Regions from separate parts of the Mus musculus genome. Here region 2 is linked to region 1. The links are chromatin loops, found by intact Hi-C in ENCODE. Cell type or tissue: gastrocnemius. All regions are shown on one strand. Links, peaks and the distances in the headings refer to the core of each region. The heading gives the core; the rest is flanking DNA. Region 1 holds the start of Gm41598 (a long non-coding RNA gene). Region 2 has its middle 99 kb from the start of Gm52302.

What was found. Hi-C counts contacts between places; a loop is a spot of excess contacts. Peaks named below come from ENCODE experiments on the same cell type or tissue, not always from the same donor. Only the 100,000 strongest peaks of a DNase experiment are listed, where the experiment ranks them.
Region 2: it touches region 1 in a loop (6-fold over the local background); 19 of 42 quality-filtered maps call a loop at or near these places.

Annotation. Positions count from the first base shown.
Region 1 is chr17:50,790,791-50,798,790 of GRCm38, forward strand. The region is part of intron 17 of Tbc1d5 (TBC1 domain family, member 5); the gene reads right to left. It overlaps Gm41598 (a long non-coding RNA gene), which reads left to right and starts at 59. Exons shown (of 2, transcript XR_876871.2): 1 at 59-1,807; 2 at 2,714-2,800. In gastrocnemius, for the core only: a CTCF peak has its summit at 4,860 (motif pointing left); a DNase peak (open chromatin) is centred at 4,898.
Region 2 is chr17:49,927,912-49,943,865 of GRCm38, forward strand. It overlaps the pseudogene Gm19465. Among named protein-coding and RNA genes, the nearest start is that of Gm52302, 99 kb to the right of the region's middle. In gastrocnemius, for the core only: no CTCF peak of the experiment used is centred there; DNase peaks (open chromatin) are centred at 7,796, 8,067, 8,562, 8,742 and 1 more place.

The DNA of each region.
Region 1 (8,000 bases), core at 1-8,000:
GTAAGGTAGGATTTCGTGGATAGGGTATTTTGGACTGTCACTTCTGGGCCGTCTAACCATGAGTCCTAAAAATAAATGAGGAAGGGAGAGAAGCAACTCAGAGACTTCACAGTTTCTCGGCTGTATCTGAAGAAAATGAGAAGCAGGAGCTTAAGTGGGCCTTGACCTGGTGCTTCGTATACTGAAAAAACTAGAGTAGGATCTAGAGATAAGACATCTTTCAGAAGCCGGCAACGGTCACTGGTTGACAGCAGGCAAGAGAATGGGCCTCCATTTTCTCGTAGTTACAGGAGTTGAATTCACCACTATTGCAGATGCATAAGGAGACAGACTCCTCTGGAGCTCCTGACCCCAGGGAGTTCTCCCACTGAGACCTGTGCCAGACTCTGACCTATACAATCACCAGACAGTACAGAGGGATTCTAAAATCACTAGATCTGTTAATTCTTTGTCACCTGAAGAAAACTTTGTCCAAAGTTCCAACTTATAAAGTTACCTGTTATAACTAAACAAACAATCCAACTCACCTTCTGTATCTTTTCTTTTCTTTTCTTTCTTTTTTTCTTTTTTTTTTTTTTTTTTGAGATAGGATTTCTCTGTGTAGCCCTGGCTGTCCTGGAACTCACTCTGTAGACTAAGCTGGCCTCGAACTCAGAAATCCGCCTGCCTCTGCCTCCCAAGTGCTGGGATTAAAGGTGTGCGATACCACCGCCCAGCTACCTTCTGTACCTTTAGTTCTACAATTGTTATTTTGTATATTCTAGGATTTTCTTTTACTCATACATGATCAGATTTATTGAAGATAGAATTACATCACTGTTTTAAAAGATTTATTTTTAATGTGTGTGTGTTTCCACGCGTGCACGTGTGCCTGTCTTGGTAGTGCACATGAATAAAGGTGCCCCAAGAAGACAGAGACATTGGATCCCCTGGTGCTAGAGTTATAGGTGGTTGTGACCTGCCTTACGTGTGTGCTGGGAGTCAAACCAGGGTCCCCTGCAAGAGCAGTCCATCCTCTTAGCCACAGAGCCATCTCTCCAGCCTGTTTCAGTACTTTGACCAGAACTGTGTTTTGCTTTCACTGGAACAATCTGGTCTCTGTATGGTTACACTCACCCTGTACTTTTCTTACTCCTTTTGATGATCTTTCCTACCTTTTGAACTGTGCAGATAATTTATTTTACTGTCTTACTTGTTAATAATTACATTTCTTCTAAGTATTTTATCTTTTAGGTTGGTATTTGGCATTTTCTGAAGAAGGCATTATCACTCCTCGTTTCCTTACCAATTCATCTAGAAGTATAATCCTACTTCTCTAAGTGGTGAAGTATGTATGTTTAAGAGGTACTCGAGAATGGAGAGAGGGAACAAGACTGGAAAGGAACTATGTCTACAAATGTGGATTGACTGATTAGAACTTCATGATGTGGAGAGGTGGTTATGTTGCAGGACCAGATGTGGGGAGGCTGGAATGTTGCAAGTGCAGAGCTTAGTTATAATTTATCTTGGGTGTCCTTTGCTTCATAAACAGCCATTCTCTATGTCAGACTTAACATCCTTGGACTAACAGATAAAAGCCTCTTAGAATGTATTAACTTAAAACCCAATTTCTACTAAACAAAACTTAAGGTCAGACAGCACCCGAGGCTGACAGTTGAGATTTCTCCACTTTGCCATAACCACCTACTTACTGTTTCCACCAATGTATTTGAAAAGCACTTTGATTTATGGTTTTCTTTGTTCTCTTTCTATGAAAACTCCAGGAAACTGGATGTATCCAGGGATGCACTGGAACATGGAATTTGAGGTAACTTAAAGTCTGTGTTCCCAGGCTGTGATTGTTCCTATTTGGACCCAGAGTAAACTTTCTCTTACTCTTCTTGAGGTAGTTTTTTTTTTGTATCAACAAGAGGAAAGTGAACCTGCTGGCAGGACTGAATTCTTACATGTACCAATGTCTAATTTACCATTTCATTTAATCCTAATTCAAAACAACTGTTGTGTAAAACTTTAACAATAAACAAATAAATAACCAACAAAATTCCACATGTTAAATTTTGATTGCTTGAGAGCCCTCTTCTACACAAACCTTCTTGTTTCCTTTCTAGAAACCTTCAGTGCCCATCTCAAGCAAGTTCTTCCGAGTTCCCCGAGGGGCCTCTAGGGACGGGCAGGCTGTCTTCATTCTGCCTGTTAACTGCTCTCAATCTCCATGCCAGTACATTCCTTTAGCTCTGGGAAATTTTCCTTATTGCTCTTTTTTGATTATTAACTCACTTCTGTTCTCTAGACTCTCAATACTTGACATTATAGTTCAAAATCATAGTTAATCTAAATTCCAGATAGGATAATTTAAATTTTATTATACCCTTAGAACACGTTAGTATTTGTGGATTATTATAGCTTATTTTCTTCCAAAATGGAAGAGTTGTGAACAGTTATATCTATCAGATTTTGTAAAATGTTAGCTGCCTTGGATACTTTCAGAAAGAAGGCACATGGTGGGCATTGCATAATCATATATATCTAATTCATTTATAAGGAATATGTGACATATAAGTAAATTTTATTATAATCCATTGGGACTTTGTTCCATTTAAAAGAAATTATAACACTATCAAAGAACAAAATCGTATTAACCTATCCCATTTTGTATCAATCAATGATTTCCATGAATAAATGATAATCAGAATAAGAAATGTTGTGTTTCTAGATCTCAAATGTGTGAGAGGAGCACTGTGCATCTTTCTCCTACCTTTCCTGTACCCACACTGCCTAGGGTTGCCTACCTGAGTAATAAGTCATCAAAAAGAGGAACAAGATATCAAACAGACATTGTGACTATAACAGGACTGTGCTGTTGATAACCATCCAATTGATGGATTGGATCAATCATGGATTGATTCCATTCAATCCTAACCACTCAATGAAGAGCTCAACAGAAGACAAGATTGGGACTCAAGAAGATTAATTCATTAGTTCAAGGACCTGTGGGGTATGTGTGTTAGTGTGTGTTAGCATAAGTCAAACAGATTTGTTCAAGCTTAAAAACTATACCAAAATAAATAATTACATTTCTGAATCCTGGATGTGGCATTAAACCTCTCTATATAATGTTTTATTTTCCTCCTTAACTATGTAAACTAGCTTGATAATATTTTTGTTACTGTGGAAACACCAACACTTAGAAAGCAGTCTTTGTACGAAGTTCCCTGCAGAGATCTTCTGAAAACCTTTTCTTCCAGAACAGTGTTGCCTTGAGCTGAAGAGTTTTCAGAAGGAATGTTAGCACTGGCATGGCCTGCTAGGGTAAATTCGCAGCCCTCACTCAACTGAGGGCTAGGTATTCTCAGGATGTAGGTATAAGCTATGCAGTGTCCTAGAGCTGTATGGACCAGTGTACTATATTAGATATGAAGCAGATTGCTATGGTGCCCTGAAATCCAGGCTATGTTCTGCTTATTGAGTGGATCTCCTAGAATAGGCTATATATGCAGAGGTTCTAACTTCACATAAAGGCATTATTGGGATCAGACACAACCATGTCTGGATATAGTCTATCCTTTTTTCATTCCCTTTTCCTTTCAACACACAAAGCAAATGGCTGTGTCCCTTGGACTCTAGGACAATGGAAGTTATTTGTCAAGCATCTCTTAGGAGTCTCTGCTGGCAAATGTCTTGGAAGGAAGGTCAGAGAATGAAGAAATAGTATTATGCTCCTGTAATGTCCTACAGATAATATTTTTGTGGTTTTCTTTCCTCAAAAAACCCCAATGAGATGAACAGGTGCTACAGTGAGTGAGCTGAGGGAAACAGTGGCTTATCTAGTTCAGGGGATGCAGAGCATCTCCTGTTCCCTCTGCCCCAGGTTCATCTCACGGTGGCTGGAACCTTCTCTATCGGACTGACAAACTCTCTGTCAGAGTGTGGGGGCAAAGGGAATTCTAAACACATTCAGACAAAGGGCCAGTTCTGACTGAGTTGTCTTAGAGCCCTACAGCAAGAGTAACATCCAAGAAGGCAGGGACACTGGGGAACCCTGGCGCCAACAAAACAGTGTGCCCTGCAGCAGGCACACTGGCTTGTTCCATAATTACTGTTGAATATAAAATCTTGATAAAAGAAAAATGATGGAGAGTATTTTAATATAAATAGGATTAGTTTATTATATGCATATGAATATTTTAAATTAAGCCAAACATGATATGAGGTTTAATTACTATTTTATTATTCTCATTTTAGCTTGAATTTGAATGAAAGAATCTTGAATTCTAAACTTCCATGTAACATAAATATTCTCATTATAATGTATTTCAACTAAAAGGTGCAAAGAAAAAGATTAATGATTGTAATCTTAAATATTTATGTCTTAAAATCCCATGGGAAGTACTGAAAATGGATAAGCTTTTACTTCTTAAGCTAAACTAATGGGTAATATTAAAATGCTAGTTTTTGACTGTAAACTGTTATGACTCACTATTTATGGTGGTTACATTGTACACTGGTTAAATCGTATGGCAAAAATTTTAATATGAAGGCAATACTTAAAATATTTCAAAATCAGGTTGTGAAAAAGACAAGTGGTAATTTTTTAGGTGGAATATGGGTAGTTAAAACACAGAAACAGATCTTACAACAAATTCGTCAAATATTGTTACAAACAATTCATCCAGTAACAAAAGTCCTTCCTTGTGTCAGCCATCCTACAGAACATAACGTTGCAAATGACCTCAAACATAGGTTGAATCATATTTGGCAAAGAAAAAGAGTTTTCACTGTGAACAGAAAATCCACAAGGCCTGATGCCACCAAAGTAGGCCCTAAGAGTGAACTTTTGTTTTACACAACAGTGCCACTTAGTGGCCAAACTATGGTAGTGGACCAGTGTGCTGAATGGAGAGTAGGGCCAGTAACTGGGTTTGGGAGAGAGTTGTGACACTGTAAGTGGCCAGAATGGGGTGGGGCAGTACATGCCAACAAATGAGAGAAGAGGGAGGGAGGGAAGGAGAGAGGGAGGGAGGGAGGGAGGAGAGAGAGAGAGACAGAGAGACAGAGACAGAGAGAGACAGAGGATGGATAAATAGATGACAGACGGGTGATTAGACAGATGGTAGACAGGGAGGTGGCAACTGTACCTTGGAGGTCAGTTAGAGCCTGGACAGGAACAGAAACCTGAGCATCGCTTCCTGTAACTACGTCGCCTAGATTTCATAAGAAAAAATAATTAGATATGATAAAGGAAAATAGACAACCTTTTGCCTTTCATACTCAATATTATAATATTTTATCGAATTATTAAAATTTATAGAACAGAAAATACAGTGGAAACTTAGATAAACATCTGACGTGTCTTTAAAGTAAGCAATGTCTTTAAAACGATGTTTCCAGTGGAGAGTTTGTGTCTGTTTTTACTAAGGAAAAGTTCACAAGTTCCTACTATAAGTTTCTACTATACTGTGGATTGGAAACCTCAGTATAAAAGTATAAAGGACTTCTCTGAGGAGATTTTTATGGCATTACAAATATTAGTATGTTTTAAAATATATCTTCTAAAAAAGACTTATTCATATGGAAGTTATATAACACTTATTAACAGGCATATTTTTTCAAAACTGATTTCTTCCAATGTAAAAAAAAATATTTTTAAACTAAACTTTAAAGGAAATTCATAGGAAAGACCTAAGCAAGCTCTAATTTCATGTTACCTAGTGAAAATATTTCAAACTTACCACATGTATTTTCAAATGCATCTGTGAACTACATCCCTTTATTATAGGCAATTATTAAATTGAAACCATAGTAAATGCTTATAATAAAGCAGTGTTCCAAAAAAAAAAAAAAAGAAAGAAAGAAAGAAAGAAAGAACCAGATGGGCATATAGAAAAGAAAACCGAGCTGGGAGAGCAGGTCTTAGTGACCCAGAAGGAAGAGTAGGAGAGGAGAGGAGAGCCACCCAGACACTGCCGTCCCTCCAGCTCTTCTGTTTCTGGGGCAGCAGTGTTCAACAATTACCAGTCACAGCCGTCAGACTAACCCCTAGAGACGGCAGTGTCGAAGGCTATTTCGTGGTTACTAAATAGAAGAAAGCAAGTCTTTTAAAAGTCTCCAGGATTCCTGTGTACAGCCTATGACTTTGTAGGCTTGCTTCTTCTTCAGCTTTTATATAATACATGCATATGACAACTATGTATTCATTTTACTAATATATATATAAAGTACTAATTAATATACTATAAATAATATGATTAACATATATAATAATATACAGGATCTCACACACACACATTTTGGTAAAAATCGATTTTAAACGAGATAGCATCCCTCAGTGTTCTGGCCACTTAATGTACTCTGATTTGTAGCGCGGCCACACTGTGTCATTACTGCATTCCTATCAACTAACAGGACAGAGAAATGTTCTCCTATAACCAAAATAAAATTGTGAAAGGGACCACATCCCACAGAAAGGCTTTGGGTAGAAAGAAAATGGTCACAACCTAAGTTTCCATAATAACATTTCCTAAATTGATAAATGGTAGGCTCAATTTCTGAACATTTTCAAGTCTATACCAGTTACCCGTTTTGCTATATAGATTTCTCATTTTAATATTTAAGGTAACGATTACTAAGAAGATGAGGGAACAGCAGCTCTGCTGATTTTCTTTTCCTCAGCGGACACATAAAGTCCACCATGAACGTTAAGTTACACATGCCTGCATCTGGGTGACAGAACCTCCCCTTAGAAATACAAATCACTATAACCTAGGAAACACATTTCCGTCTTTGCAAACAACCTTTGAACTTTCCCTCGGAGTCCCCTGAGAAGGCTGTCACTCGGTGGAGGGCTCTCTAGAACAGGAGCCTGCAGGCAGGCTGCGGTGGCTGGAGCTGTCAGTGAGGACACAGGGTCTGCAAGAATCCAGCACCAAGGCCAGAGTTGGAGGCACTCTCTTTATTCAACATCAAATGAAGGATACATCTGTCACCGTAAGCAGCACAGGTTTCCTGAGTCCGCAGGTTCCTAGGCATCAGCTCAGAGAGCTTGTTTAGGTGTGAAAACCATCAGAGCTCCAGGCATGGTTTAGGTTTTACAGTAAGGGAGGAAGATCATCAAGTAAGAAGCTCCAGCTCCATAAATGGCTCTTTTGGCCTTTACTTTATTTGATCTTTTATGTAAGTAGGAACACTAGCAGGAATTCTTGTTGTTAATATAAGTTTTTGTTGTTATTTTGGGGGGGGGTGTTGGTGGGAGTTCACATGAGAAGAATGAACCAGAAACAAACTAAAAGAGCTATAAAACAACAAACAAGGGCAATTTCTTTTAGGATAGGGATCAGTTTCAGAATGCTCTGTGATGCTCAGGCTCCACTGTGGTGCTGAAGTGCTCCGCTGCCTCCTTATAGCTGGGGAATCAGTCTTCAGCGATTGTTCCATCTTCATGCGCTTCCTTTCTCACTTACTGTGATATTAATACTTGACATTTCCTCAGAGATACAACTTTATATTCTATAGTCATTTGGCTTGGTTTCTCAGAAAATTTAAACTAAAGCATTAAGAGATTCTCTGACTCATTTGCCTGCCATCAGTTAGAATTACAACAGACTAAAGCTTGTTATCAAAGCAATATTGAAATCATATTTGTTTAGAACAATAAAACAGTACAATTAAGAGATATATAAAATAACATTCATTTCCATTCTGGAAGTGGGCATGTCTCCTGGCATTAAGATACATTTCAACATGTTAATGACTTGATGTCTCCTTTTCTTTAAATCATGTGTGACAGTCTACATTAAAAAGAGAAGAATGTAATTTTAAATGAGATATTCTCATAAAAGGTAAACAGAATACTCTAATAAACCTTAAATACTAATTGTATAAAACCTAATATTTCATATAGACAAAGTAATATAAGAACTGAAACCATGAAGACAGCAATGGAAGGCTCCACATGCACAGGCATGTGGACATATGTGCATGGCATTCCAGACGCACATGCATGT
Region 2 (15,954 bases), core at 3,148-11,147, 860 kb before region 1:
GAAAGAAACCTAGTCCAGAGCCTGTCTCTAGTCTACAACTAGACCTATGTGGCCTTAACTGAGTCGCTTAACTTAAATGTCCTAAACAATACAGTGAAATGAAAGAGTAAATGTGGGGCTGAGGAGGCAACTCAGTCAGCTATGATCTTGTCCTACAAATATGAGGGTCTGACTTTAATGCCCAGAACCCACATTAAACATCCAGGTGTGGAGCAAGCAAGATGGCTTGGCAGACAGATGAAAGTCCCATCAAGAACTGAGTTCAAACCCTGGAGACCACAAAGTGAAAAGAGAAAACCAATTCCCAAGAAATGTCCTTTGGTTTCCACACACACATACCATGGCACATCATGCCTGCACGTAGAAACACACATGCGCACGCACACACACACACACACACACACATTCACACATGCATGTGCGCACATGCATGCTTCACCACCAGCATCACCACCACCAACAGCAGCAGCAGCACCTGAGAGCTTTAGGGACTCAAGTCTCAGACCTGCCGACACAGGAACTGAGTGAGGCCACCAAGAGATGCTAAAGCCCCAAGACAACTCTTGGGACCAAGAGCAACTTGTCTACAAGAAAAGACTTCAGCAGAGAGTCCCTGTTCAGCTCTTCTAGGACACACTCCATGCATTCAGAGTTACTCAGGGGTAATATTCACCTTCAGATCTCCCAACATCCCAGGAGTGAACCAGAGACAGGGACACCTCAAACCTTCTCCTGCCTCAGCCCTGGCATGCAGGTGGAACCAGTTGAGCAGTGGACAGACAGATGGACAGGCTCAAATGAGTTCTGCAATCAAGGACAAAGGTGTAGGTCTGATTGCAGCCCAAAAGGACCAGTAGGTAGCACTAGGGACTCACTAGGAAAGATGAGGGCATACATGTCCCTCAAAGTCCTCAGTCTCAGGACAGGGCAGGTAGAGGCAGAGAAATGTTAGTGTAATATTTAAGGGAATCCCAGTCCCTAGGGAACTCACACACTGAGCCATAAATGATGCTGAGTGTTGTGTTCAAACATGTCTCCATGTGGAAGCTTCTATGCCTGCCTCCCTCCTCCTCCACCATTGGATTGTCAGAGATAAAGATGTAGCAGCCACCTGAGGCCACTCACCCACACTCAGAGCTTTAGGGAGGCCAAAGACTCTTCTCTATAGGGTAGGGGGCCAAGAGGTGCAGAAGGATAGCCAAGGACTTGGGCAAATGCTGTCCCCAAGAGTGGGGGGTCTCCAGGGAGGGGACATGCTCTTAAATGTCTGGTTGAGCTCTCTGCATGTGTGGGAAAGAGGAAGCCAAAGTCCGCATCCTAAGAAGCTAATTCCTGTCCAGGGGAGAGCCAGGAGGCCTCTACCTAGCAGGTGAAAGTCAGTTCCTACAGGAAAGGGATGTAGGAAAAGCAGCCATACTTCTCAAACGCTCCCTACCTGTGAAGCATTGAAGGTTAACAAACTGATCTGATATTTCCCTGGGACATGTTCCTAGCTAAAGCAGAAGAGGGCTAGAGTTGGGGAGAAGGAGCCGAAGGATGGGGCTTGAACCTACCAAGGTTCCTGCCCTGCAAACACAAAACACAGACACACACAGAGTACATACCCATGCAACACACAGCACCGACAGACAACACACCACAGAGTACACACAACCTCTCCCGGGTCCCTGATGGAATTTCTTCTGCAGGCATGGGCTCTGCTCTCTGAAGCGTGCCAGCAAGCAAAGCAGCCAGCCCTCTAGATGTTCAGGAATGCTCCATGGCTTCCCACCACGTGGCCCATGGGAAGGAACCTCCAGGATCCACCGTCCCAGCAGATCTCTTCCAGAAGTATCCAACACTAACCTTACCTTGTCCTAACTAGTGTATGTATGTGTGTCATCTTCCTAGTCACCAAAAAACATCTCCACGTCATCTCCTTAGCCCCTGCCCATTAAAGCACACACCTCAGCCAACTCTAGGCCACTTAGCAAGTGTCTTAGCCAATCAGAATTTTCATGTTCCCTTCTGTGAGGTGGAGACAATGTTATCTGAGAGACTTAGTAAACGTAAGCACACAAAAGCATCCTCCTGAGAGTTTGGTGAAAGCGGGCTGACTGGCCGCCTGACCGTGCCACTCCCGCAGGTCATCCTGGAAGCCTGAGTGAATGGTATAAACCCCAAAGGCAACTCCACCAACCCCAGCAACTGGGACTTTGGGAGCAGTTTCTTCTTTGCAGGCACAGTGGTCACCACCATAGGAAAAGGGGCTGGGAAGGAGGGGCCTCACTACCCCCCTCCCCCTCAGCTGAGATCATTCCCACCCCTGGGTCAAGGATGCTGTTTATCTACATGGTGACACAGGAAGCACCAATGGGGACATGGTGGGACAGTAACAGATAAAAGCAGTGAAGCCTGCTTACATCGCTGCAGTGAGGGGCTGGATTTACCTCCCTGGGGCCCTCTGAAGGGCTGGGAAGGACCCTCCCTCAGTACAGCTGTATGAAAGCAAGCATGGGTCTCTCTATTGACTACACTCCTGTCTGGCCATGAGCTGACCCTGGTGTGTTAATGCTCTGACACTGTGAGCCTGGCCACAGACCAGAAAGTCCTCTCCAGGAGAAATATAGCAGAGATATTTGAAGAGGGAGGTCATTTCTATAAAGGGACTGTCCCTCAAAGCTGCAGGTGGCATCCCAGCAAACCTGAGGAGATGTGATAATAGTGGGATGCTTCCCCCATCCACCCCAGTGTCACACAGGCCTCCCTTCCATTCAGTTAAGCCCCCATTCGGTTCCAAACACCTTCCTCTTCCTCGGCAGTCCAAACAGAGACTTAGAATATGGGTCAGAGTATGAATTTAAATCTGACCCAGGCTTGGCCTCCCAAACCAGAAAAGAGGAATTAAATCACTATGATTATAAGGCAAATAGGGAAATAGAAAGGATGGGGAACATCTTGGGGAAGCATGCCTGGCAGGGAGGCAGAGGGAGGCAGAGGGTGGCAGTCAGGAGAGCGTCATGGAGGTAGCATCATTGGAGAGGAGCCTTCTATAAGATTGTTCTAGTAGATGATAGGATGAGGGTCTAGGGGAACAGAGAACTTCTCCTCCCCCAGAGGACAAGGAGAGGGGAGCTGGCAGGAGGCATTTCTGGACTCTCCTTCTCCTCCACCTGATATACAGGCTATGGCAACCTGGCTCCCAGCACAGAGGCAGGGCAACTCTTCTGTGTCTTCTATGCCCTGGTTGGCATCCCACTCAACGTGGTCTTCCTCAACCACCTGGGCCTGGTTGTTCCTGACCCTGGGGACTGTGGTCATTCTCATCTTCCCACCCATGTTATTCAGTCACGTGGAGGGCTGGAGCTTTGGCGAGGGTTTCTATTTTGCCTTCATCACCCTCAGCACCATTAGCTTCTGGGACTATGTTGTCGGTGAGGATGAGAAAATCAGGTATTCACTAGAACCTGGGGTGCATTGCATGGGGATAGCAGCTGAGATTGGTTATTTCTGGGGCCACTGTGGACTCCTGGTGGCATCCTCAGATATTCACTTTTCCCACAACTGGTAGGAGAGAGCACCCTATGGAATCTGAGGGTGGCTGTGCCCCCAGACACAAGCCGTCACCTTCCCTGGCAGGTACAGACCCCAGCAAGCATCACATCACCATGTACCGGAGCTTGGCAGCTTTATGGATCATCCTAAGTCCGGTGTGGCTGGCGGTAGTCCTCAGCCTGGGGTCCCTGCTTCTGCATAGGTGTGTTCCAGTCTCTGGATGTTCATCGGGGGCCTGGACCCCAAGGATGAAGCAGCCCCTGACCCTGACTCCAGCCCTCAGAGAATCTCCATCTCTGCGTGATACCCAAGTGTTTCAGCCACCCCCCAAACCCATGCTACCTTCTTTCCCAACCCATATACTCCCCAGACAGGTGGTCAGTAATTCTCCAGAGAAAGGAGCTAGGTGTGCCTACAGAATAATTCAAGGGAAGTGCAGAGAAAAAAAATCAAAGACTTAGTGGGTAGAGGTTTGCATGCTGGCCTCAGAGCCCTTTTTCCTGTTCCATCACAGGGGACCAGGAAAAACCCAACATGAATCATGATGGCCAAACTGCCAATGCCACCTTCATATTCAGGAAGCCTTGAGCTGCAACCAAAGGCTGAGTTGGTTTTTGTGTTCATTGCTACACACTAGGCACACCACAGACCCCCACTGTGTGCCAGGACTACTCTTGCTGTATCTTCACTCTCTAAGGACTGAGTTGGCCCCCATTGCAACAACCCTAGAGCCTTGACAGGGACAAACCTGGAGAGAATGAGTGTTCGGGACAGTGGCTGGAGGAAGGGACCTGGACACACACCCAGGGATACTTTAGGTGCACACAGAAAACTGTCCTTAGTAGGCTCACAGCTGTGGAACTCTAAACACAAAGGCCACCTGCCAGCACTCTCCAGCTTTCCTTGGCCACGAGTGAAGGTGGATTCCTGAAGAAGCCTCGGGGCATCATCTGGGTGTCCCACCACCTTCTGAAAATGACCTCCCTTGATCCCCAGGGCACCCCTGTTCCTCATTACTCCCCCTGAGAAGCAGGAGGGGACAACAGATCTCAGAAGCCTTACAGAAAGAGTTCCCTGGGGCCTAGGCCTCCATGGGAACATCCGCACCTGGTCCTTCTGCCCGATTTCAGCACTGTGGGCCTGAAGGGAGGACAGGCCAGTCTTAAGAAGACAAATTCTTCCTCAGATTTCCTTTCTCCCCAGTTGCAAGAAGGTTTCTAAGCATCTCCGTCTTTGCAGCATTTGGGGAGAGAATCCAGGAGGTTGAGGGGAGTCCCTAGGGAGGACCCACGTCCACGGAGGATTTTCTACCCCCAGGACATCAGTAAAGGACTGAAATCTGAATTCCCTCCATCAGCTCTATACATGCTGGTCCCCGCCTCGGCTCTCGGTGAATGGGGTCACAGAGACGTCTTCCAGAGCAGCTAGGATAAATCTGGGTTCACAAGTTTCTGCCTCCCTCATACACAGACTTACCTTAGCCAGCTGGGCTCTTTTCTTTGAGTACTTTAAGGGAACCTAGTGTGACACTGAGTACAACAAGCACTTGGGGGAAGTCCCTCGTGTGACAAGTTAGACAGGAGCTCTGTGACAATAAACCTGGCTGTTTCTCTTGTGCACTGTGGATTTCAACAGTCTTCTCACTGAGGGGAAGTGTTTGGGGCTCGGAGCTGGGGAGTGGGGAGGGAGTCTGGGTCCTTCCCTCCCCTGGCCTGTGGCTACCTGGCAACCCTCTCATTTCCCCTGGCTTCAACTTTCCAGTAAGCTATCAGTTTGTCCCTGGATTTGGATATTTGAGGGTAGATAGGGCTATTGCACCCTGCTGCAACTCTTCAGCAGGGGAAACAGGCCACCAGCAGGCACTTGCTTAGAGAAGGGCCCCTCCTGGCCTCTCTTGCCCATTCCTGATTCCTGTCCACCATAGCACACCTGGGCTCCATGATCTCCGGAGACACCCTGCTGGGCCTGCGACTGGCAGGTGCCAGGTTCAAGGCTCCCATTGCTTTCCTACTTGGCTTACCAGGCACCGGTGTGTTCTAGACACTGAAAGATCATGCCTTCAGAAACTTCAGTCTCAACTTCCAGTGTGACAAATGTGCGCTTCTACAGAATGCCAAGAGTCTAGATGGCTTGATGCTGGACCTACCGATCCAGGTAAGGGAACTAGCAAAACCAGCCAAAGAAAGAAGCAATGGGTGGGATAAAAGGCTTGAAGCTCATTGCAGGGATGAGGAGGGCTCTGGCCCCAGATACTGAAGTGCTGAGAGAGGCAGAGTCAATAGTCTTGGAAAGAATGGCTTATGTGGTTGGGAGGGGCGAGGTAACCACCGGGAGGGGCTGGATCCAGTGGAGAGGACCTCACTCTATCAAGGAGAGGGGCTGCATCTTTAAGGAAGTGAAAGGGCACTACCATCACTGTGGGAAGAGCCATCCAGAACACAGCCATAGAGAATGGGTCACAAGCTACAAGGCTGTCAAGAGGAGACAGGGTTGTGTTCGGTCTGATCACCCCGCTGTGGTGGGGCTTGCTGAGACAAGGTGCAACGGATAAAAGGCCACACCCAACCTCTTTCAAAGGTCAGGGGAGGGGCAAATACCTTGGAGGCATGGCCAGACTCTAAGGAGGAAAGTATGTTTGTCTAGGCTAGACCCAGAGTAAAGCAGTTTGCCCAAACCACTGGGGAAGCTACTTGGGCTGCATCTGGAGCTAGGCAGAGCAGGGACTGTCTGGCCACCATCAGTAAATGCTTCCCTTACAGCCCTTCCCTTGCCCAGCGCATTCCTCACTAGCCTCCGCATCCCCCTAAGAGATGAACCGAGGCTCAGGGAGGTTTAGCCTAAACGCACAGCCAAGAGCTGAGGCTGTTTTATCACCTGGAGGCTGCGCTTGCATAGACCTGTGTACCTGTATGGATATTTCTTAGAATCCTATGATTTTATGTCCAAGGTACAGTATGACCTCCCCTGGCTCTGCTGCTGTTGTTCTGTCCTCCTAAATGTCTTCTCAGTGGGAAAACCCTCCAAGAAAACCCAGCGTCGCTCTGTCCACAAAGTCTCCTGCCTCTGCCCCGTCATCTCTGCATTTCCACAGTGTGGTATCCCTAACAAGACAGCAACATTCCCCACTGTTAGTATTTTGTTTTGCAGATAAGAAAAACTAGACATGTAAAAGCTGAAACCCTCCCAACACAGCCTCCTTTGGACCAGAAACAGTCTTGGTGGTCCCAGAGCAGAGGTAATTCAGTTCTCCCGTGTTCCACTGAAGGCTGAGGTCATAGCTCTGTCATCCTCCGGCAACAGCAGCCTATTGCGTCCTGTGAGATTAGGGCTGAGCTAGACAGTTAAGCCACTCTGACCTGACTCCGGGATAAGCTGGAGAAGGACTTATCCCCATGATATCTTCCTCTGGGAAGCCCTTGATTAGTAGAAAAAGTAGAGACTCCCTGCCCCAAATAGACTTGGAATAAAGGATGAGATATTGTGTTAAGTTTTCCTGGGGACACATGAAAAATTCTCTTCAAGTCAGATAGGGCACCAGGGATTAATTGACCAAAGAAACAATCCCACTCACTTCTAGCTGGAGGAACCAAGGGGGTTTATTGGAGTTACTAATAGGAATGTGGATGGTTCAAAGGCAGCGGCATCACTGAAAAGTCCATCCCATTATGGGTGACACCTCACATCCCTAGAGCTCTATTGATGGCTCTCCCCAGCAGTTGTTACTGTGAGATTTAACTTTGGGGACTGGGTTTGTGAATCCTGTGCCCTCCTGAGTTTCCTGAGCCTGGAAGTCTCGGAGCTTTTCTCCTTCCGCCAGGAGGAAGTTTATCTCTTTGGAGAAACTGTCTATACAACAAGAGTGTGGTTGTAGGTATAGCACAGACATGGGAGAGGGGGCAGGGGCCCATCCTCCTCTCTCAAGATCCTGTGGGTCACTGCATCACCTCCCCCAGGACATCACCCAAGCATATAAAGATGGGACCTACCTCCTGAGAAATACACAGGCTGGGAGTTTGTAGGCTCTTCCTTCTTTTCCGTGCCCACCATCATTGCCGTTGGTGAGGGCAGCATGGGACAAGCTGCTGGAACTTTGGAGGTGGCCTTACCCTGAGGGACAATAGTTCCAGTGATTGCATCCCAGAGTGTATGACAGGGTGTGACACCTGTAGCACACCCCAAGCCTCTTACAAGCAGCCTCAGGACACATGGACCTGGCTCTGCACTTCCCCAGACACCAGGGGAGCTGTGTGCATATTCAAGTTTGGGGGCTGATGCACTGGTGGACTTTGGTCATCCCACCTGTCCCTGAAAACTCTCACAGTGCATCAGCATCCCTTGGCCCCTAACACTGTCCTCTGGACCCATTTCCCCTCCAGAGCCAGGGTGATGTGGAGCCTGTCTTAAAAGCATTTAAGACTGTTGTGTGGAAATAGTGTGGACAGAAACCCAGGATCCCTGCAGCCCTGGATTTCAGGAACCAACCCAAAAGCCCTTGCCCTCAGTCTTGCCTGCATGACCCAGGACTTACCACCAGGTGGCAGGCTCACACTGCTGATGACTTAGGCTCCACCACGACTGCCTCTTTCCCCTTCAGGAACCAGCATCGTTATATCCTTGCCTTGTCTTTCCAGCACTCCAATACAAGGCTCACTCTCGAACACCTCCCTAGCATCCCACTTATTCAGACCATCACTTTGTGATCTCAGCGCTTGAGAGGTGGAGACAGGGGGTTAAAAAAACAGGTTACATTAAAAAAAGTTTGAGGCCAGCCTAGATAAAAGCCTGGTTTAAGACAAATAAAACAAAGCAAGAATGGAAAGGGAAATGAGAGGGGGGGAGGGAGGGAGGGAGAGAGATCATATGGCAACCTTCCGTCTTGATTCATTGGTCCATTCATTCCATTCATTCAGCCTGGTACCCACTGGATGCTCAGGGATTGGCATTCCCACCGACAGTGTGGCCCCCACTGTGGCCTCTCATCACCCCCTCCCCCATGACAGGTCTGGAGCCCATTTTAAAGTTAAGCAAACTGGCTCAGAAAGATTAAGCCTTGCCCAAGTTCCCAAAGCCTTGCAGGAGTCAGAGTCCAAGAAGTGGAGCCAGAATGGATAAGAACTCCAGAGCCCAACAGCAACCTGATGTGCCAGCCTTGCTCTGTCTAGTCATCAGGCCTGGCTAGGCAGCAGCTGCCACCTCCAGCATGGAAGTGAAATGACCAGGGTGGCCATGCCCAGAGATGAAGGAGGTGTCCCCTCAAATACCCCTCTCTCCTGCATCAGAGGATGCAACCGGAGCCTGGCTGCCTGCTAGCACTCCATCAGCTGGGCCACCTTATGTAGTGTGGGGTGCACCAATGTGCCCACCAGCTGGGGAGCAGCTAACAGCTGAGGCAGTGGCCACAAACCTGGATGAATCGCTTCCAGCTGGGAAACTGTGGTGGAAATGGAGTTTGGGAGCAGAAGGGAGAGGAATGGGAGGCTGGTGGTGAGGTTGGGGGAGCAAAGCCCAGGACGGGGTCTGTGATCATGTCCATGGTGAGGGTGAGGATGGGAGGAGTCAAAGCCACCCCAAGCTTTTGGCAGGAAACATGAGGGGACACAAGCTGGAGAGGTTGGGCACAAGGGCATCTGTTTCTCACTGTGCTCGACAGAGCCTCAGGCCGATGCTGTGTGTTCCAGGACCCTGCAGGCAAGGAGGCTGGCAGGCCCTGCTGCGCTGCTCTCTGACCTCCAGTCCTTCATGCTGCTGCCTCCACTTCTCTTCTCCCACATGGAAGGCTGGAGCTACGAGGAGAGCTTCTACTTCACCTTTGTCATGCTCAGCACTGTGGGCTTCAGCCATCACATGAGTGGCTAGGGTAGGGGAGCTGGTCGGGTGGGAACTCACCTGCCTGAGAACTCACCACAGGTGACTGACTGGTCTTTCATGGGGGGTGGCTTGGTGGGCCTGGGACACAGCTTGTAGCCTAAGTAGGCTCTGGCCTTTCCCAGCCGGGTGGGTTATGATCTCTCGGGTCTTTCCCGTCAGTGTGGAGCTGTCCTCCATAGCTATGGGGTCAACTGGTCCCCTAGAGGGACACAAAGCCTTTGAGCCTCCCTCATGCATCCTATTCCTCTGCTCTAGGCGAGGACCGAGGTGGAACAGTCAGGGGGCTTAAAACACCTTGTCTCCCTTGGACCTCAGGGGGAAAACAACAGCCAAACTCTAAGCCTTCCAAGAAGGCCCCAAATAGGGTCCATCAGTGCTATGACTTAGAGCCATGGCAGGCACCCTGAGGCAACTGGACACGAGACAGCATAAGTATTCAGAAGGTGGGACTGGAGGGACAGTAGCCCTGGATGCCTCAGCATCCCTCTCTGAGTCTCTGTCTCTGTGTCTCTGTCTGTCTCTCTCTGTCTCTCTCTGTGTCTATGTCTGTGTCTCTGTGTCTTTCTGTCTCTCTGTCTCTCTGTCTCTCTGTGTCTGTCTCTGTGTGTCTCTGTGTCTGTGTCTCTGTGTCTTTCTGTCTCTCTGTGTCTCTGTGTCTCTCACTCTCCTGCTATCCCCGAAAAGAGCTAAGACTGAAGGCCACATGTTCCTTCTCTACAGAGGAGGGAGGGCAGCCTTGGGGACACCACACCCTCCATTAGACCATGACCCTGGACTGGGGAGGAGAAGGAGAAGGCCTGTCGTGAGAATTTTCTCTTGGGGTGGGATATGGGGAACTAGACAGCTCTCCCTACTCTTTCTAAGACCTCCAATGACAAACCAAAATGTTTGCTTCCAATACATCCACGAATATACTGAGTTTACTTACAGAGCCTCGGTGAAGGGTCGCAGACAGGAGCTTGGGTAAAGTATCTGCAATAGAAGGTTTTCACCCGGCATGGGTAGTGACTTCCCCATAGTTTCATAGATGGAGCCCCCTCCCCTAGTCCTTCCCAGCCTATATACCCTCACCTTCCTCAAGACCCCAGACCACGTGCACTTAGGGCAGAGCTGGGAGGAATTGCTGGATATTCAGACTCTCCCTACCTCCTCCTTCTGAGCGGGAGGGTCAACAGAGCATTCCACAAGCCCAGTTGTGACCAACTTTGCACATGAGTCCAGCTGATCTGATAAAGATGGAGACAATTTGGCTCAGTGGAGTGCTGGGTATGGGGAAATAAAGGGATGGGGGAGACCTGAGTCCCACCAGAGCTCAAGGAGACTGCCATGGGACCCCACGGAAACATCCCAGAACGGGTGTGGAGCCTCACAGGCCGCAGGACCCCGCTGGGGTCGGGGGAAGAAGGCATATTCTCAGCTCTGACTCTCGGGCACCATAGACTGCTCGGTACCATGGAAGAGACGGTTTGGGGGTTTTGGGGTTCCTGGACCACATGGAGCCAGGGACGACAGGTTCTTGCTCTCAGACATCCCAGGCCATGGTATGTTGCAGAAGAGCTGAGAACAGGCCCTCAGGCAAACTCTGGTGTGGGGGCCGAGGGGGAAAGGGTAGGAAGAGAGCTCTAGCAGGTTATCTTGGGGACAAGAGAGTCTGGCTAGCTCAGGCGGTGAGCGGTGAGCTCGTTGGCCTGCTTGGGTTGACTGGCAGCAGTGGCTGGAGGGCAGGAAGGCCTTCAGGCAGGAGGTTAGGGAAGCCTGCTCCATTACTCCAGCATAACAGATCTCGATGAGCAGACACAGTCCATGGTTTTAGAGCTTTATTGTAGAAAAGCAGAGAGAGAGAGAGAAGAGTAAAGAGGCAGAGGGCGGCCATGGTCACATGGAGAGAGGGGAGAGTGGAGTAGGAGAGAGGGAGCAAGAGGGCTAGAGAGAAAGCAAGAGAAGCAAGAGAGGAGGGCTAAGCAGTTCTTTTTATAGTGGGATGGGCTACCCTGTTGTTGCAGGGTAACTGTGGGGCGGAGCACAGTTGTTGTTGCCAGGAAACTGTGGGGGTGGAGTCTGGACAGCCTACGTGACTGATGGCCACAGAATGATGGAGTTGAGGACTCATGGTGTCAGGCGTCTGTGTCTGGGGGTGTAGCTCACTGTTCCGTCCCTTGTAGGATTTCCTACCGGGTCTCCGGAGTAAACCTCACTTGACCAGAACACAGACTGCCTTTTTTGGTCCCACACAATACAACAGAGCCCTCCCCAAATTCCTTCAGTGGACTTGAGACAAGGCTCTGACAATATGACAAGCCACTCACAAGATACCCAGAGAAGGGTAGCCCCATTTTATCAAAAAAAAAAAAAAAAGAAGCTGAAATTCAGAGAGGCCAAGCCATTTGCCTGAGACATCTCAGTGAACTTCTAATCTGTTTGTTCTCACAATTTGCACTAGTTCTAGAACCTTCTCTTGGCCTCTGTGTCTCTAATTGTAAAGGGTCCAGCTGGGGGCTTGCTGGGAGCCATATCACTGCCTTCTAGCTTCTGGGTTTACAGTCCTCTGCCTTAGTCTTCTTCTCCCCTGAGAGGGGGGTTTCATACTGGGGACCCCGCTATCACAACCTGGTTTTTCACAACTCAGGAAGAAGGGACTTGGAAGAATTCTTCCAACTGGGTCAATGCTTATCTCTGCCCTCTCAGTGGGAACCTGTGTGAGCTGCAGCCAGCATTTTGGAGAATCAGGCTTGCCCCACCCACTTCAGGAGACAGTCCTGAAGACTTCTTTCTCTGCTCTTTTCCCACTCTTTCTCCTGCCAGACTAGGACTGTTGCCCAAGACTGCACAGGTTGACAAGTGCACAGCCCTGAAGGGTTCCTATCCATACAATGTAAAGAGGCCTAGCATTCAGGGAGTCCCACACCCTCCATATTCTTGGTCCCTCTGGTGCTTAAGATCATATACCATGGCTATTTTCTTTGAAAACTTTCAGGGTTTTCCCACAGTCTGAGGGTGGACCTGAGATTCTACAGCTGAACATGGATATGTGGTTTAGCCCTGTCATCGCAGTGTTTTAACAAGGCAGGGGCAGGAGGTCTGTGAATTCAAGGACAGGTCTACATCAGAAGATGTCTCAAAAACAAGAAAGTTACCCAATGCAGCATTCTCTAAATATGGACACTCTGAAAGTAGGAGCAAAGGATCCAGCCCGCCTCCACGGAGGGCACACATGGCATAGCCAATGACCATGAGAGTGAGGAGCCACCAGGGTCTCTGCCCAGGAGGCTGCTCTGTGAAATGGCAGGGCAGCCTGCTCAGCCTCTTGCTCCAAAACTCCCTACCCTGAGCCCAGGCCAAAGTCCTGGATGCTAGAAGGGCAGCTGGGAGAGCAGAACTACACACTGTGTTCCCCGAGGCTGCAAAGGACCACACAGAGAGCCTTCATCTGCAAAACCTCTGGCTTATGTACGTGGGGGAAACTGAGGCCAAGAGAAGAGCAGGGAGGCGCCTAAGGCCAACCACAGAAGTTCTGCACACTTCCATGCCTCTTCTTCCAACCGCATCGCAGCTCTCCTGGCCCTTTAGGGACGAACTAAGTCCTTTCTTGGGTAGGAATGTTGATCCCTTAAACACACACACACACACACACACACACACATACACACACACACATACACACACACACATACACACATACACACACACACATACACACACACATACACACACACATACACACACACACACACACACACACACACACACACACACACACACACACACACACACACACACACACACACACACACACACACACACACACACACACACACACACACACACACACACACACACACACACACACACACACACACACACACACACACACACACACACACACACACACACACACACACACACACACACACACACACACACACACACACACACACACACACACACACACACACACACACACACACACACACACACACACACACACACACACACACACACACACACACACACACACACACACACACACACACACACACACACACACACACACACACACACACACACACACACACACACACACACACACACACACACACACACACACACACACTCACACACACACACACACACACACACACACACACACACATACACACACACACCCCTTGTGGATTCTCTTTAGTATGGCCTCGATGGCCCTGATCATCAAAATGATTCTATCCTTGCTTGAGAGTTCATGGGACGAGTGTGTCTGCTCCTTAATCTGTTCTAAGGGGGACATCAAGACCTGAAGCTGAAGGCATGGTCAAGAAAAGGAACACAGGCTATAATCCCCAGTCATCACATCTAGAAACTTCCACTCTGGTTATACAATATGACAGTGACAACTATCTTTGTCCCAGGATCCCGGGATCTTCCTTCTCAGACCTCTGATTTTAAGCGTGATTTCCTGTCCTTTCCAGCTGAGTACAGCTAGATGACTCAAGTTCATCCAATAGGCTATACAGATAACTTCCCATGCAATATATGGGATGTGACTCTGGTGATGGAGTGTCCCCTCTCCCTCTGCTTCTTTCGTCTATTGACTATAATGCTGGCATGGTGGTGAGAGCTCCAACAGCCATACTGCCCCACAAAGTAGAGAGCATGGTTGGGACTCATAGCACAGTAGAAGAGGCAGCCTGGAGTCCTGGTCATCCCAGAGTCATCGGAACAAACCACGATTGGACACTGACTTGATTCACACAAGACCAATACCTGACGTAGTTGAAGCTATTGCTTCGGTGTTTCCAGAACATTGAAAGCTAAATTCTAGTGAATTTAAATATGCATCCATACACACAGCAACTGAGGCTGGAACCCACAGACAGAAACAATGCCAGCCCTGAGTGAGCGTGCCAGGGACATGGAGGAGGGATGGACAGAGGGGAGGAAGGCTCATGGCCCTTCCACCCTCTGACCTCCCTGAGGAATCCACAGCGTTTGAGGGTGAGTCTCAGGACTGATCCTGACAGCAGTGTAACAGCAACCAAGCCAGCTACTGGACGTTTCCTTGCTTTCTCAAACTGAGATAAGCAACAGCATTCATGCCTCTCTGCTTCCTGACTGCATGCACAATGTGACCAGCCACCTCCTGTCACCACGTCTTCTCATCCACAGTGGACTGTGTCCCTGTAGGACTGTGTACCAAGTAAATGCTTCCTCCCTTCACCATGTCTTCTTATCTATGATGGATTGCTTCCTCCTAGAACTGTGCACCAAGTAAATGCTTCCTCCTGTCATCAGGACTTGTCATCCATGGGAGACTGCATTTCCCTAGAACTGTGCATCAAGTACATGCTTCCTCCCTTAAGTCGCTTCTGTCAGGTATCTGTCACCTCGATGAACAAGTAACTAATACTAACGAAATGCTGCAAAATTGAGTGGCACAAAATACCATTGATTTTAAACAAGGTTTGAACTTCAACCAGGCTTCGGTTAGGACACTTGCCTTATCTCAGTGCCACCAACTGCGGTCTGGACATGCCTGTCCTGACACATGCCATGGTTCAGTGCTGCCATCTGCAGGCCTGGGGATGCCTGTGCACAACTTGCCGTGTGCCAGTGCTGCTTGTATCACAGGTGTGCATTTTCACACATCTGTCGTGCCCCAGTGCTGCTATTTAGTGCCCTAGGTATTCCTTTTCACACATGCTTTGTCCCAAGGCAGCCACTTTCTTCCTGAGCATGCCTGCTTACACACTTGCTGTGTTTCAGAACTTCCACTTGGTGGCCTGGGAATGCTTGCGTGCACGTTTGCAGTGTCTCTGGCCCACCAACTGGTGGCTAGCGCATGCCTCTTCACTCATTTCAGAAATAACATGGGGTCAGCATGCCCATAAAACCTTCATATTATGCTACTCAGAAATGACACGGGTGTCCATATGCCCATACCCATCTCCACCTGACAGGGTTCAAAAATGGCATGTGAGCCAGTATGCACAAAACACCATCATATGACCAGGATGGGAAATAACATGGGATCCAATATGTAAACACCTTACCCATAAGACTCGGCTCTGGAATGGCATGGGAACCAGCATTCCCATATTCCCCTTCACATAACTGGGCTTAGGGACGGCATGCGGCTAACATGCTCATACTTCTCCTCATATAAGTGGGCTGGTAAATAGCATGGGGGCTATCTTAGTCAGGGTTTCTATTCCTGGACAAAACATCATGACCAAGAAGCAAGTTGGGGAGGAAAGGGTTTATTCAGCTTACACCTCCAAACCATTGTTCATCACTAAAGGAAGTCAGGACTGGAACTCAGGCAGGTCAGGAAGCAGGAGCTGATGCAGAGGCCATGGAGGGATGTTTCTTACTGGCTTGATTCCTCTGTCTTGCTCAGCCTGCTCTCTTATAGAACCCAAGACTACCAGCCCAGAGATGGTCCCACCCACAAGGGGCTCTCCCACCTTGATCGCTAATTGAGAAAATGCCTTGCAGCTGGATCTCATGGAGGCATTTCCCCAACTGAAGCTCCTTTCTCTGTGATAACTCCAGCTGTGT